2 separate regions of the Mus musculus genome follow, and region 1 is linked to region 2. Evidence: chromatin loops called from intact Hi-C (ENCODE). Cell type or tissue: left cerebral cortex. All regions are shown on one strand. Each heading gives the region's core, and the rest is flanking DNA. Links, peaks and the distances in the headings are about the cores only.

Region 1 (8,088 bases), core at 1,266-6,265, 170 kb after region 2:
TCATCCCTGTGTTTTATATTGCACTGGTCACTTAAGCAAAATTCAATGGCTTCTGAAGAAAAGTAAGACGTGTGCGACCAGTTCTCACTGCTATGTTAAACACTCTCTACTTCTACAAATGTCCTATGTTTCTGAGATTATTATTGTTATGAAGCACCAAACTGCAGGATCATAGGGAATAAGATAGTTGCAAAAGGTTCTCTAATGCATTAAAGGTGACATATTGAAATTAGGATTGATTATTTACCCGCATTGCTCCTCATTGGCGACTTTTAGGTGTCTAAAATTTTATTTTATTAACAACTAGAAAAAGAATACCTTTGGGAGATGGACCTTTTTAAGAGAAATCCTCTCAGTGTCTGTATGTAGTATCCAGGCATCCTAGAAAGAATTCTGAGTCATGGGTGGATGATAGGAGGAGGAAGCTCAGAAGCAAAGAGAAAAAGAAGCTGAACGAGCACAGAGGGCTAATTAAGATATTCCTGTGTCTTTTGAAATGTTTAATAAAGAAAACACGAATCAAGAAATATCTGGTGAAAATGGAGTTTTGTTGGAATTGAGAAAATGTAATAATGTAATATGTAATTACAAATAATGTAAGAGAAATTTGAAGTAAAACAATTGATGTTATAAAGGATTAGCTGATAGATAGCTTAGGTGGTATTAAGTCACATGAAGTAGAATTTAATCTAAAGAAGTGCTGTCTCCAAAGTACCCCAAAGATCAGTGATATGTGAAGCAGGACTGTTAGAGATAAGTGAAATTAACAGTGCGAGGCTGCAATGCTTGTTTACCAGGACTAACCAGCCATTAGGCCCATCCTCACAGAACAGAACAAAAGGCAGTGCAGAGTCACAACCACTAGTAAGTCCTGGTCTGTCATTAAGTCCCCTATGCCCTTATCAAAAACAAACAAACAAACAAACAAACCCTATAATTCTGCCAGGTGGGCAAGATGAACCTGGGTAACAACTATTGGAAAGGTATATTTAAGACATAATTCTGGCAGTGTCTTTGCTGTGTGAATCTCCCATTTGCCCAATTAGTCAGACTTGAGTCTCCTGTCTCTGATCAAATTGCTCAAAAGTGTAACCAGGAACCAGAACCTGAAAGAAATTTAAGGATAACAGTATATGGGGATAAGGGCATAAGTTGTATCTTAGCTGGTGAAATCTTCTATATGCTGCCAGCTCTTCCTTAGGTAGTACTGACAGCAAGTCACACACATTTTCAGTGAAAAACTTGGCCTTGAAGTGTGTGGAGTGAATTCTCATTGGGAAGTTACATTATTTCTATGACAATATGGGAAAAAAGTTTGGAATGTTTGACTGTAACAGAAGTCTTTCTCAACTCAGGTGAACAATAACTTGGGCAGCTTAGGGTGCAGGACAGCCAACAGGCCACTAAACTACCTAGACCTGTGACTTCCAGATCTTTTGTCTCTGGAACTCAAAGAATCACATGAGTAGCAGAATGGAGTCTTATTATAGGTGAGAGATTGAGAGAAGGGAGATAAGCAGAGGTCCTGTATAGCAAGAGTGGGTTCCAAGAATGGGTTGCCACTCAATGTCCCACCAAGGTCAATAAGACTTTATTGGATTGAAAAATGGAGGGTAACTGGTAAGTCCAATTTTCTTACCTATCCTTTTATGTCCTGGTAGCTGGACTGGAGTTTTGGTCACAACTTAAGGGGACATGAAAGTATCTAGTCACCCATGGCTTCAGGTAGCTATTGATATGTAAAAGAAGAAAGAAACTGGTAGGAAACTAGAAAATGATTTTGTGCCTCTAAGCATTTCTGGCTTCTGTAGAACTACAGATCTTTCCAGCTCCAGTCAAGACAGAACTGGTTGTTAATGGAAAGAAGGAGTATTGCCCATTTTCTAGTCCCCTGCCTAGAAACTGCCTGACTCTTTATCTTAGTCTTACAAAAATAATATCTGCACTGTGAGTGATGACCTGAGATTTAATGGGGACAGCACGTGCACTGCTAGGGGATGTGAATTCCAGTTAAGATTGTGGAATAGTCAATTGAAAGGAAAACTACAGATTTTCTGAAAATCTTTAAATCAAATGAGAGATGAGGAGTAAGATGAAGGCTGGATTAAAGGGCAGGAAAATTTTGGGGGATACGAGAAGTTAAAGGAGAAACCACTTTGGCCTCCTGCCAGTAGAAAGGCACAAATAGCAAGAATTCCAACACAATTACTAACTACTTAAGAGTCTTCCTTCCTTCTCAGCTGTAAACCTCCAATTTTATAGGAATCTTGCCCAGAAGCCACATTTCCAGGTTAAAGGGCATGAACTAAATTCCTTGTGCAACCCTTGTGGCTCCTGTTTTCCTTTTACCAGATTATAACTCCGTCTTCAGAGCCACCTTCCTTATCTCCCTTATCAAAAGAGAGAATGATTCACAGCAACTTTGTATGATTTAATTCGAGACCCACAAAAATGGCTCTTGCTAAGATAGCTGTGTCTCTCCCTCCGGGAGCCTATACCCACACTTGGGTATATCTTACTTCCTAAGATAGTTTAAGAGAAGTCTATGTTTTCTGGTGTGTCTTTCTAAAAGACTTTCTTTTTTTTTTCATTTTATTTTTTGTTAGATATTTTCTTCATTTACATTTCAAATGCTATCCCGAAAATCCCCTATACCCTCCCCTCACCCTGCTCCCCAACCCACCCACTCCTGCTTTCTGGCCCTGGCATTCCCCTGTAATGTGACATATGATCTTCGCAAGACCAAGGGCCTCTCCTCACATTGATGGCCGACTAGACCATCCCCTAAGAGACTTTCTTAACTCGCACAGCTATGCTTATATTTAAAAAAAAAAAATTAACAAAATCTCCAATTCTGCTTCATTACATACTATAAACTGAAGTTCCTAGGGAAAAGATCCTCATAGCTATGTTAAAGTTAACATTACGCATGAGGAGCCAAAATACCATCTTTAGTCTCTGAAATAATCACTATTTTCCTCCTTAGTTTATGATGATCAGGCGAAAGGCTAAAGGCTAAGAAAGTCATTGGTTGATATGTGAGGCCTATAACAGAGATTTATCTACTTTGCTATAACCAGCCTATACAACATTTTCATCAAAGGACTTTGAAAGTACCTTGATTTATGACTCTCTTTGTTCTGTTACTATATATAGACTTGGAGTGAAGGGTGTTAGTGGATTTTTGTCCTTTTCTCAATGTAGCCACATTGGATAAATCTCATTTTTTTCTATTAGTTGTTTGTTTAATTGGCTTATTAAGGATGAATGGCTGAACCTAGTTTATTGGGTTGTCCAGGCCAAAGGCTCTGTGACCATTAATAATTCTGTTAACAAAATTATTCTGACAAGTGTGTTATGAGGATTCAATAGGAAAAGCATATTTTCCATCAAATGTGTTGGTGAAACTAGCTATGTATTGGGGAAAAAAAGAGCAAAAGAAAAAGAAAGAAAAGAAAAATAGAATTTAGTCCCGTACTTTAAATCACATAGAAAAAAAATTACACATGATGGATCAAAGACAAAAAAATATATGAGCTAAAACTTACAGAATATTCAGAGAAAATTATTGGAGGCCAAGGAGGAAGGGAGAAGTGGGAATAATTTTCTGGCTACAAGATCAAAATGACAGTTAATAAGAAGTGGTGAATTAAATTATATTAAAATCTTAAGTGCACGACATGACAGAATGAAAGGCAAGCTGTGGAATACCAAACTGCGTAAGGAAGTCCTATGTCTGGTGGGGGTCCTATAGGAAGAAAAGAATTCTTCCTGGCAGTGGCAGCAGATGAGGAGTCTGAGACACAGCTTTATACTGCCACCTGCCGCAGCAGCCTGAACAGTACTTTTCAGAGCCCTCCTCTCGAGCAAAGCTTGGATTTTTTACTTTGTTGCCACAGGAAAGAATTTCAGGATGAGTCAGAGTTAAGGAGAGGTGGGGTTTATTAAGAAGATCAATTAACATAACCTTAGATATGGGGTAAATAGGAGAGGCCCTCATGGAAATAAAAAGTTACACCCAAGGATGAATGTGGCTTCCTAAAGGAACAATCACATTTTCACATTTAACTGTCTTGGCTGAAGCCTTATATCCAATTTTAGTAGCTCTCAAGTTAGAACTCAATGAGTAGCTAAGAAACTTTTTTCCTTTTTTTCCTTATATTTTAATAAAGGAGATTCTAAGGTGGGTTTGGGGATACCTTGGGTAAGAGTGTAATCTTGATATGGTAAACCATGAGCCACAAAGGTTTTACAAAGGGGCTTAAGACCTATCCTCTACTGTAATTGTATTTCCTGATTCCTGGAAAACAACAGGCTTGCAGAGGAGAAAGGGAAAAGGCTATTTCCTCTTAGAACTTAAGCACAAATTGCTGCTGCTTTAGCATCTTCGTTTATAAAGCTATGGGAAAGGAACACTGTCTCTGTGTCAGCCACCTTCCTGGCACATGTTAACTGTGATGGACTCCTTTCTTCTAGTAAGAAGATTAAACAAACTCCAATGTGAGAAGGTACTTTTCTCTTCTCATGCTTCCTTAATTTTCCTTGTCTATCTGAATTTTTACAGCACAAGACATCAGGAATGAGAATTTTTAAACCGGACAAAGGATTTTAAAGTAGATCTTCATCTATTTTGTCTTTTTTGTTGTTTTTGTTCCAGAGCTGAGGACCAAACCCGGGGCCTTGCACCTAGGCAACTGTTCTACCACTGAGCTAAATCCCCCACTCCATAGATCTTCCTCTAAAATGCATAAATGGCTAACCAGCACTCAGCGTCACTAATCGTTAAGGAAATACAAATGATAACCATGATGAGCTATTACTTCTTACACATTGGGGTGGCTGCTTAAAGATAAGACAAGAACTCAGTGAGGATGCTCATCTTGGAAAGTGTTAGCTGCCACCAAAACTGAAGGCCTGATTTGGATCATCAAAACCCACATGGGAGAAGGAGAGAACCAACTTTACAAAGCTGTCAAGTATACATGTGCACATCCATACACAATCAAACAATATAAGAAAAAAAAAGAATATTAGGAAGAATAGGTGGAGGGGGGAGATACTGGCTAGGATAGAAAAAAAGTAAAGTTAAAACAAATGTTACCAAAGGACTCAGAAATTCTGTTTTTGAGTATGCATCTGAAAGATTTGAAAGCAAAGTCTTCAAGAAGTGTTTGTATACTCAGGTTCACTGCATCATTATTCACAATGTAGCATCAACACAAGCGTTTTTTAGTGGATGGATGGCCAAACAAAATGTGCTGTGTGTATAATATATATGCAATATGCTAAGTTTCTAAGATTTTAATTGTATTTATTTATTTGTGTGTGTGACAGAGAGAGAGAGAGAGAGAGAGAGAGAGAGAGAGAGAGAGAGAGAGAGAGAGACATGCCATAGAATGTATGTGGAAGAGGACAATTTGTAGGAACGGGTTCTCGCCACCATCCTGTTGGTCCCTGGGATCCAACTCAGGCCACAGAGATTGGCATAACAAGTACCTTGACTTGCAGAACCATTTAATTTTTTAAAGGAAGGAAATTCTCAACAATGGACAGGTTGTGAGGACATTAAACAGACAAGATAAATGAGTCATGAAAAGAAAAACATTGCTTCAATTCCACCGGTATAAAGTACCCACAGTAGTCAAATTTTTTCAGATTTGATTTCATCTTTTAAATGTGTCTGTGTGATATGTAGCAGATATGCAGCTTTGTCTTCATACAGGTCTCCCAACAACTAGAGCAGGGGCTTGCCCTGACTCTGATATCTGTATGCGGATCCATTTCCCCTAACTGGGCTGTCTTGACTGAACTCAGTGGGAGAGGAAGTGCCTAACCCTATAGAGACTTGATATACCAGGGTGGGGGAATACCCAAGGGGGCTTCCACCCAAGAGGGTGGGGGAGAAGCCATGGGAGGTAGGACTGGGAGGACGGGGGTTGTGATTGGGATGTAAAATGAATAACGAAATTAGCAGAAAAATGTGTATATGAGAGCCTATGTGAATGTATGGCACATAAATACAGGTGATAGAGGAAGAGAGAAGAGGCTTTCTATCCTCTGGAGCCAGAGGTACAGGCAGTTGAAAGCCACCAGACATGGGTGCTAGGAACTGAACTCGGAATCTCTGGAAGAACAGCAAGCAAAGTTTGTAAATACAGAAAGTTGAACAGTGATTGTTAAAACCTAGAAAACTGTAGGGTATTCACCATAGACGACTGCTCAGATGTGGGTTCAAGCCAATAAAAAGTCTTTATTAGTTGTCTGGTGACTACACAAGATATTCTGGCTCCTAGAGAAGCCATGAGCTTTTCTCAGGTAAGCTTTTAAGCACAAAAACCATGTTCCGAGTTGACATACTTCAGTTAACAGAAACAATTAGCCAGAAGCAGAACAACAGAAACCAAAAATGAGGTTAGTACATTTAGAGACTCCCAGAACTATAGACTTTGATAGTTTATGTCTTTAATTTTATTTTTGGCAAGAGGTTCTCTTTATGTGCTATGTTTTACAGCCTGAATCCATCATGGAGCCAGTTGTGCTAAGGTCTAGGGCCCTGTTATATTCTCCATTGGTTTTAGTGAATGAGTGAACAAGATCATGGACTCATCCTGTTTCAGTTTAATATACAGAGCCCAGCTGCTAATCCAATCAAAATTAGAATCAAAAGCTCAGACAGTGCTGGGAGCAGAGTTGTTAGTCACAGGGACCAAGAGAACAGAGACTGCACTGAATATTTCTCCAACTATGGCAAGATTTTCTCAAATTACTCATGGTCAATTACTATACAACAACAGATTTCTCCCAAAGCCATACACTGTTTTTTCAATCTCATGAGAAGTAAGTCTAAGTCTCTGTAATTTTGTAGGGTCATTTCTACAAGGGAACTGACTGTTGTTTTAATACCTCTAGGTCCTGATCAACTTGTCTACTTAGTTTGGAAAGCATCAGAAGAGGTGCTTTTAGTCAAACCAATGGTACATGCCCTCCAAGTAGTCTCGGACTCAGATTTATTTTTGTTATCCATATGAATTAACCTGTAAATCAGAATAGCCAGCATTAGAATGAGTGGAAATGCCTAGATTAAAGGTTTTGGATATTAGGTAAGTTTTAGTCCCTTATAAATCCTCTAATGTTAATTTAGGTTGGCCCCAGTCACAGTGAGTTAGGTTAGTCAATGGGCTGGTAGTTTGGTTTGTTCTAATCCCTATGCTGTATGTGGGTCAGGTGTCTAAGCACAACCAGGAATGTTGGCTGATTTCTGGCTTGGAATGATGGACTTTATCCCCAGGGTCCCTTCCTGTGGCATTGAGTCTGATTCCCCAGGCTTTTCCTGTTTTCCAAAGGCCAGGATTTTTAAAGGAATTTTTCAGGAAGCCTCAGTTTTACAACCCCAATTTTTATAATGGAAACTCCATTGTTTCTGGTCCCAGCTGGAAGGTATGCATAGAACTGTAAACTCTTATCTCATAAGATAAAGTCCCACATCTTTCCTTTTCTCTGTATGACTTGACATTTATAGTGGACGTCTGTAAGTAAAAGTCAGTATGAAATATGGGTTGCTGGTCTGTAGTCACGCTAGCTAATACCTTCCCTGTATCTGTCTTCCTCAGTTTCCACTCCATTCCTGACGGCAGTGGGGGTTTGAACTATGACCCTGTATTTTCTCTTAAAGATTTATTTATTTATTATATATAAGTACACTGTAGCTGTCTTCAGACACACCAGAAGAGGGCATCAGTTCTCATTACAGATGGTTGTGAGCCACCATATGGTTGCTGGGATTGAACTCAGGACCTCTGGAAGAGCAGTCAGTGCTCTTAATCACTGAACCATCTCTCCAGCCTAACCCTGTATTTTTACCCATAGTGCAAAAGACAGGTCTCAGAGAAGGTGATTTGGCTTTCATTTAAACAAAAGAACTTTTCCGAGTTAGCTCTCTGTTGTTAAAAAAATCTTTGGAGCTACCTCCAGAACTGGGATCTACTTATACCTTTAACTTATAACTTCTTTAAATACTTGGAGTCAACTGAGTGACAAAGGAAATCTTTGTAGTAGCTGTCTTTTGTCCCTTAAAAAGAACCTATCAAA
Region 2 (8,088 bases), core at 1,198-6,197:
GTCTGAACATTTTTTTTAGTTGTCCGGCTCTTGAAGTCTTTTGAGTTTAAGTAAGATACCTCTTTTAGCTTGGCAGTGGTGGCACACGCCTTTAATTCCAGCACTCAAGAGGCAGAGACAGGCAGATTTCTGGGTTCGAGGACAGCCTGGTCTACAAAGTGAGTTCCAAGACAGCCAGGGCTATACAGAGAAACCCTGTCTTGGGGAAAAAAAAGATACCTCTTTTAAAATGAAGTAAACATTGAGGCTTCATTCTTTGATGCATTTATTATGGGCTTATACAGAAAAGAAAGAATGAACTGAAATAAGAACCCATCCCTATTTCTTTTTACACTGATAGAGATAGGGCACCAGAGGGAGACAAACTTCTATTAGTCACAATCATTGGTATGATATAATGCCAATGATATGAAAATGATTGGAAGATATGTTGATTTCCAAGAATAAGATAGGCAAGCCGGGCTTGGTGGCGCACACCTTTAATCCCAGCACTCCAGAGACAGAGGCAGAGGTGGGCAGATTTCTGAGTTTGAGGCCAGTCTGGTCTACAGAGTGAGTTCCAGGACAGACAGGGCTACACAGAGAAACCCTGTCTCAAAAAACCCAACCCCCCCCCCAAAAAAAAGAATAAGATATGCATCACAGAAAACTCAAAGAGGGGATGAACTGGTACTATTTTGAACATCAATTTAGCAGAAAGAAAATCTACTTTTTAACAAACGTCTCAAAATAGTTTTATCTACATTCTTTTGTAGAGATAAAGTTCCTAAAAGCTGTACTGAACATTTACAGTACAGGTACTGGGAGAAAGTGTAGTGTCCTGTGATGTTCCTCAAACCTTTCCTCATCAGAAGAATGACCCGTGATGGCTGTTATAACTAGAACTTGGCAGGTGCCAATTGTACTGACTGAATCAGAATACTTGGGAAAATAGAATAGAAATTTACATTCACAGCCACCTTAAGCAATTTTTGTGATGACAAATTTGGGGAAAATGTGTGTAGTGGATAAAAAAGTTTTACAAAAGTTACAATTATCTGAGAAGCATTTTATACATATTTTTATTAAAAATGATAAAGAACATAGACTTGTGTTGGAAGGATCATAGAGGAGTGTTGGAAGGGAAGGAGAGGGGGACGTGATCAATAAACACGGTTTACATGTATAAAACTTTCAAAGTGTAACTAGAAAATAAATATAATAAAATATTAAAAATAAACTCAAAGTAAGAGGGAAAAACAAAAACAAAAGACAAACTTGCTAGTACTTGGGGAAATCTACAACCCACACACTGCATACTCTTTCAAACCCATTTCAGGACCAGTCTGGAGCATCTGAATTTATTTTTAATTTTAATTATAAAATAAATTATATAATATAAAATAAATTAAAAATAATTTAATTTTAGATCATGTATATTGTGTAAATGGCACATATGTACAGGTAGCCATGGAGGCCAGAAGAGGGAACTGGATATCCTGGAGCTGAAGTTACAGGAGACTGTGATCGGTCCTACACAGGTGCTAGAGAGTGGACCCAGGTTCTCTAGAAGAGCAACAAGTGCTCTTAACCACAAAGCCAACTCTCCAGCTTCCAATCTGAATCTTTAAAAGCCTCTCTTGTTGATTGTAATATGTAAGCCTATTGAGAGGCATTTATTAGAGATGGAGATATCTGGGCTTATTCTTAACCCTTATTCTCTTAGCCTAATTCTTGTACTTTCCTGGGGTCTCAGTTCTTACATCTATAAAATAGGTAACGAGACCTGTGGAAACCAGCATAATTAGTAATTGCATTCTAAATACTCATCCTTATACCAAGAGAAGGCTGTAGTTCTCATTTCTAATTAACGAAACTGCTTTTTGCTGCAGAAGACTGCTACAGCCCAGACCTCACTGGTTCATCTACAACACAACACCTGCACCTAAGGCTCAGTGAAATAACCCTATTAAAAATGGGGTACAGGAATAAACAAAGAATTCTCAACTGAGGAATACCAAATGGCTAAGAAACACCTGAAAAAATGTTCAGCATCCTTATCATCAGGGAAATGCAAATCAAAACAACCCTGAGATTCCACCTCACACCAGTCAGAATGGCTAAGATCAAAAATTCAGGTGACAGCAGATGCTGACGAGGATGTGGAGAAAGAGGAACACTCCTCCATTGTTGGTGGGATTACAAGCTGGTACAACCACTTTGGAAATCAGTCTGGTGGTTCCTTAGAAAATTGGACATAGTACTACCAGAAGATCCAGCAATACCTCTCCTGGGCATATACCCAGAAGATGTTCCAAATTGTCATAAGGACACATGCTCCACTATGTTCATAGCAGCCTTATTTATAGTAGCCAGAAGCTGGAAAGAACCCAGATGTCCCTCAACAGAGGAATGGATACAGAAAATGTGGTACATTTACACAATGGAGTAATACTCAGCAACTAAAAACAATGAATTTATGAAATTCTTTTTTTTTAATTTTATTTTATGTGAGTGCTCTGTCTGCATGTACACCTGCATGCCAGAAGATGGCATCAGATCCCATTACAGATGGTTGTGAGCCACCATGTGGTTGCTGGGAATTGAACTCAGGACCTCTGGAAGAGCAGTCTGTGCTCTTAACCACTGAGCCATCTCTCCAGCCCCTGAATTTATGAAATTCTTAGGCAAATGGATGGATCTGGAGGATATCATCCTGAGTGAGGTAATCCAATCACAAAAGAACTCACATGATATGCACTCGCTGATAAGTGGATATTAACCCAAAAACTTAGACTACCCAAGATACAATTTGCAAAACACATGAAACTCAAGAAGAAGGAAGACCAATGGGTGGATACTTCCTTCCTTCCTAGAATGGGGAACAAAATACCCATGGAAGGAGTTACAAAGACAAAGCTCAGAGCTGAGACGGAAAAAAAGGACCATCCAGAGACTGCCACATCCAGGGGTCCATCCCATAATCAGTCACCAAACCCAGACACTATTGCATATGCCAGAAAGATTTTGCTGACAGGACCCTGATATAGCTGTCTCCTGAGAGGCTCTGCCAATGCCTGACAAATACAGAAGTGGATGCTCACAGTCATCTATTGGATGGAACACAGGGCCCCTAAAGAAGGAGCTAGAGAAAATACCCAAGGAGCTAAAGGGGTCTGCAACCCTATGGAATGAACAACAATATGAACTAACCAGTATCCCCCAAAGCCGTGTCTCTAGTTGCATATGTAGCAGAGGATGGCCTAGTCGGCCATCACTGGGGAGAGAGGCCCTTGGTCTTGCAAACTTTATATGCTCAAGTACAGGGGAATGCCGGGGCTAGGAAGCCGGGGGGTGGGGGTGTGTGTGGGGGGTTAGGGAGCAGGGCTGGAGGAGGGTATAGGGGACTTTCGGGATAGCATTTGAAATGTAAATGAAGAAAATATCTAATAAAAAATCATTAAGGGTGTAGGAGCCTGAAGACCAGCAGCGCCTTTGCTGCAAGGTAATTATCTTCTAAGGGAAAATAAACAAGGGCATAAACTGAAGGGATAGGAAGGAAGAGGCCATTGAAAGGAGAGGTAAATAAGACAAAAATATATTGCATGAAAATTTCAAAGACTTGTAACAACTCTCCAACAATATGATCCGAAAATATTTCCAAGAAGACAGAAGTGTGGCACATAAAATAACTTACCTGATTTTATATAGCCCGTTCAGTCAAGCCATCTGGTTGTAAACTTGACTATATCTGGATTTAACTAAAACCCAAGAGGCTTAGCACAGCTGTGCAGGATTTTTTTTTTTCTTAACTGAATAACTTTAAGTGGGAAGACCTACTTCTACCCTGGATCTTTGAGGTAAGATGACACATCTTTAATCTGAACCACACCTTTTAAAGGACATAGCAAAAAGGAAGCTTGTTTTCTTTGCCTGCTTGCCTTGTTTGGCTGCAAGTCTATTATTGTCTTCATCAGCACTACAGCCTGCTCTTTCAGAGTTCTGGCAGATACTGAAGACCAACTGAGAAATCTAGTCTTATAACAATTACAAGATGTTTTGACTTCCCATTGGTGGATAGCCATTGGTGGAATAGCTGGACCACAGCCTGTAAGCTGTTGGAACAAGTATAAGTCTTGGTGTGGATATTAGGTCCAAATCTATATCCTTCTTCACCTTCTATTGAATAGATTTATCTGACTTGTTGATGCAGACTGAATGTTTAAAAAAATGTGTAAAGGGCATAGGAGATGTCTCACAATTGATATTATTATTTTTATTATTTCTTGACCATGCTATTTAAAAAATGTCTGTGCACAGCCAAGGTAGAAGACAGTTCTCTGATGACAAAAAGATTAGGATTCCTGACCCAGCTGAAATGAGGCCTAATTAACTGAATAGAAATGATAATCAATTCCAGTTTGCCCTTCAATGTTGGCCTCTGCTTGGGATCTTCCTGCTTACCTGCCAAGTGCAACAGCAGGGAAGCCATTCTGAAGAACATTTTATTTCATTCAATAGGCAAGTGCTTTGAGTTTCCACTGCCTTGACTCCCTGCAGAGCCCTGCAAATGTCTCCTCTGAACTTTTTCCTGCTTCATCTGTTATTTACCCCGGTTTCTGAACCTGGCAGGGGGTACCTTGTAGGTTCTTTTTAGGAAAGAGGGGATTTTGGTAGGATTAATTACAGGCAATACTATGGAAACTTTCAGAGGTTAAAGGTGCAAACAACAGAAATGTCCAATGAACTCAGTCATCCGCTTAACTCTAATAAGTGAGCATGCTAATAAATGTCAGCTAACATGGCAGGGAAAGCAGTCATTGCATAAAATTCTTACATTTCCTAATTCTTTATTGCACTGAATGGGTAATAATGGGATTACTTTATTGATTCTATATAACCAGATATTCATTTCTTTAGCTCCTTGCCCTGAATGTTGCAGACAAATCAGCAAATAGATGCCAACTGCCCTGACAGACCTCTCATTTGTTCCAGAGTAAAAGGGTCTTAAAAGAAATATCAGTTTCAGAATTTGGAATCTGATCATTATTATTGAACAAAATAAATACATTGAAGACATATGGGTAGCCATGACACCAACTACAAAGTTTTACAAGATATCCAACTCCATATATATATATAACAATAAATTTGCAGTTGTTACTTCATACTCCAACCTTTTATCAGAACATAGTCAATTTATTTCAGAAGACATATTTCATTAATTTTAGCATCTGTCTTACTTTATAATTTTTAAATTTTTATTTAGCATCATTATTAGTCACATCCTTCAACTTTCCTCAGTAAGGTTAGCTAAATTTAGTTTTTTTCTTATCACTTCTTTCTCTTATAATTTAAAATGTTTTATTTATTTTATGTGCATGAGTGTTTTGCTGAAGTGAATGTTTATGTACCATGTATGTACTGACCACAAAGGCCAGAAGAGGGTATCAGATCCCCTGGAGCTGGAGCTACAGATGTTTGGGAACCATCATGCGGGTGCTGGGAATTGAACCTGCATCCTCTGTATTAGCAGCCAGCACTCTTAACTGCCGAGCAATCTCTCTATCCTCTTGTTCCTCCTTTTAAAACACACTTTGATAGAATCAAGTTTTCCATAAAATTTGCATTAAAAGGCTGATAAATCTTCAATTTGTTCTTCTTTTTTAAAGATTTTCTATTTTATGTATATTCATGTTTTCCTGTTGTGTGTACCACATGCAGATAGTACCCTCTGAGATCAGAAGATGGTGTTGGATTCCCTGGAGCCGGATTTACAGGACTTTGTGCTGATGAGAACTGGATCCAGATCCTCAGTAAGAGTAGTAAGCACTCTTAGCCACTAAGCCATCTCTCTAGTCCTTTCAATTCATTCTTAATATTCTATGTATTCGACAAATCCAAAGCAACACATATTTAAAAATCTACAATGGTTAAGATTATGAAAAATTTGAAGCAATGCTAGCATTAGGTGAATAGCCTTTGTTAAGTTGCCACCAAAACATTAATTCTTTATTGGTGACACAAAAATTACCCATCATGTACTTTCATCATATGACTAGTGAGTGGTTTTAATGTTTTGCTTCCCTAATTCATTTACTATCTAAGAATGATTCTTCAGCTCTTGTATTTGGATGTTTTTCTAATTGATAGTTATGGGTGATCAACACTTGAGGCTTGGTACCAAGAAGTGTGATATTATTGGCTTCACATCTAGTACTAAGCAAGCCACAGTCTCCTATTTTCTGCACATTGACCAGTTGAGATTCTCTCTGTTAACTCCCACTTACGTCAAGGAGAAGCTTCTCTGCTGAGGGTTGAGAGATGCATTGAACTATGAGTCTAACAATAATTCATTAGAGAATATATATATATTAGGTTTTCCCTTAGGGTCTGGCTAGCCTCAGGTTCTTGGTCTGTTTATAGTGCCAGGAATGGGTTTAATCTCATGAAGCAGGTCCAAAAAAGGTCAGAAGGTGGTTTTTTTAAATTTTATTTTCATGACATTTGTGCCACTCCTGGAGCAGTGGGCATTTCTTGTCAGGCCAGGTTTTATTGTTGTTCCCAGGTTTCAGAGCTGGGAGAGATTGATAGTTTTTTTTCAGTAGGATATATTACACTATGTTCTGGCAACATAAAAGCTAGCCAGCAGAGACAAGGGTTCCAGGTGAGTAGCAATTTCATTTTCCATGTTCTGTGACCTAAGTATTTGGCATTTTCAGCAAGAGGGACTCTATTATTATAGAAATACTGTGTATTGTTGCTCTATTCACAATAGCCAGGAAATGGAAACAACCTAGATTTCCAGCAACTGAAGAATAGATAATGAAATTGCAATACATTTATACAATGAAATATTATTCAACTGTTCAGAAAAATGAAATCATGAAACATGTCAGTAAATGGATGGAACTGGAAACAATCATTCATAGGGAGATAACCCAGACCAAACCCTAACCCAGAGAGATAAACACTGCATATTTTTCTCATATATGGGTATTAATTCTTTAGATATTTTTATTTCATTGAAAGAGAAATTAGGTAACTGCTAAGGGACAATGGGCTGGAAGAAGATCTTTTAGGGGAGGGAGCATAGAATACAGTGATATAAAAGGGGGAAAGGTAATAATAGAGCAGAAAAGATTTGATGGAATGGGGAATGGGAGGTCAAGATGGAGGAAGAAACAGGGATGGGAAGGGGTAACTAACACTATAGACCTACAGAAGCTTCCTAAAACATATACATCAGTAAAAAGAGTTTTACTAAAGTTATCCTCCAGTGAAGGCAGGGAAGATGCAACACGCTGGCTAGACACTCATGCTAACAAATAAAACCCCCTGACAATAGGAATGGGTAAACTTCCTTTTAGTTCTTGGCTAAAGGAATCTAGACACATACACCCCTGCAAACATACATGCTATTGCCAATGCTATAGAACTTGACCACTAGACCAAGTATCACTTGTTAAAGAGGATATCTTTTTTCCAATGTATGTTTTCTCATTGTTCTGGATAGCTATTTGGCAAATTAACAAAAGCTAGTGTTGTCTAGAAAGAGGAATCTCGATTGTAAAAGTGCCTCTATTAGATTGTGTGTAGGTGAATTTGTAGGGCATTTTCTTGATTAATAATTTATGTGAACTCAGTCCACTGTGGGTGGTGCCATGCATGGACAGGACCTAGATGCTATAAAAGAGCAGGCTAAGCAAACTGTGAGGAGCAAGGCAGTTAAGCATGGCCTCCATGCTTCAGTTCCTGAGTCTATGGTCCTGCCTTGAGTGTTTCCTGACATCCCTTCATGATGAACCACAACTAATTACAAGCTGAAATAAACCCTTTTCCATCTGTGTTTTTTGGTCACCATTTTTTTTTTTTTGCAATAGAAAACCTAACTAAGATGCATTTGTCAAAATTAAGTTAGCTTAAATTATGTGGTTTTATTTCTGAGTCCATTGGTCTCAATGTCTGTTTTGTGATTGTTAGGTTGCAGGTAGTCTAAATATCTAGAAATAGGCTCAAATTGGATTGCAGGAATATTTCTGGTGATTAGATAACAGACAACATTCCTCAGAAACTTGTGACACTGTTTCCCATCTTCCAAAATAAAAT

Evidence for each region. Hi-C counts contacts between places; a loop is a spot of excess contacts. Peaks named below come from ENCODE experiments on the same cell type or tissue, not always from the same donor. Only the 100,000 strongest peaks of a DNase experiment are listed, where the experiment ranks them.
Region 1: a loop joins it to region 2, with 5 times the contacts of the local background. A loop is called at or near these places in 3 of 42 quality-filtered maps.

The regions. Positions count from the first base shown.
Region 1 is chrX:153,704,132-153,712,219 of GRCm38, forward strand. No RefSeq gene overlaps it. Among named protein-coding and RNA genes, the nearest start is that of Kctd12b, 12 kb to the left of the region's middle. In left cerebral cortex, for the core only: a CTCF peak has its summit at 3,813; a DNase peak (open chromatin) is centred at 3,818.
Region 2 is chrX:153,534,739-153,542,826 of GRCm38, forward strand. No RefSeq gene overlaps it. Among named protein-coding and RNA genes, the nearest start is that of Cypt3, 20 kb to the right of the region's middle. In left cerebral cortex, for the core only: no CTCF peak of the experiment used is centred there; a DNase peak (open chromatin) is centred at 3,827.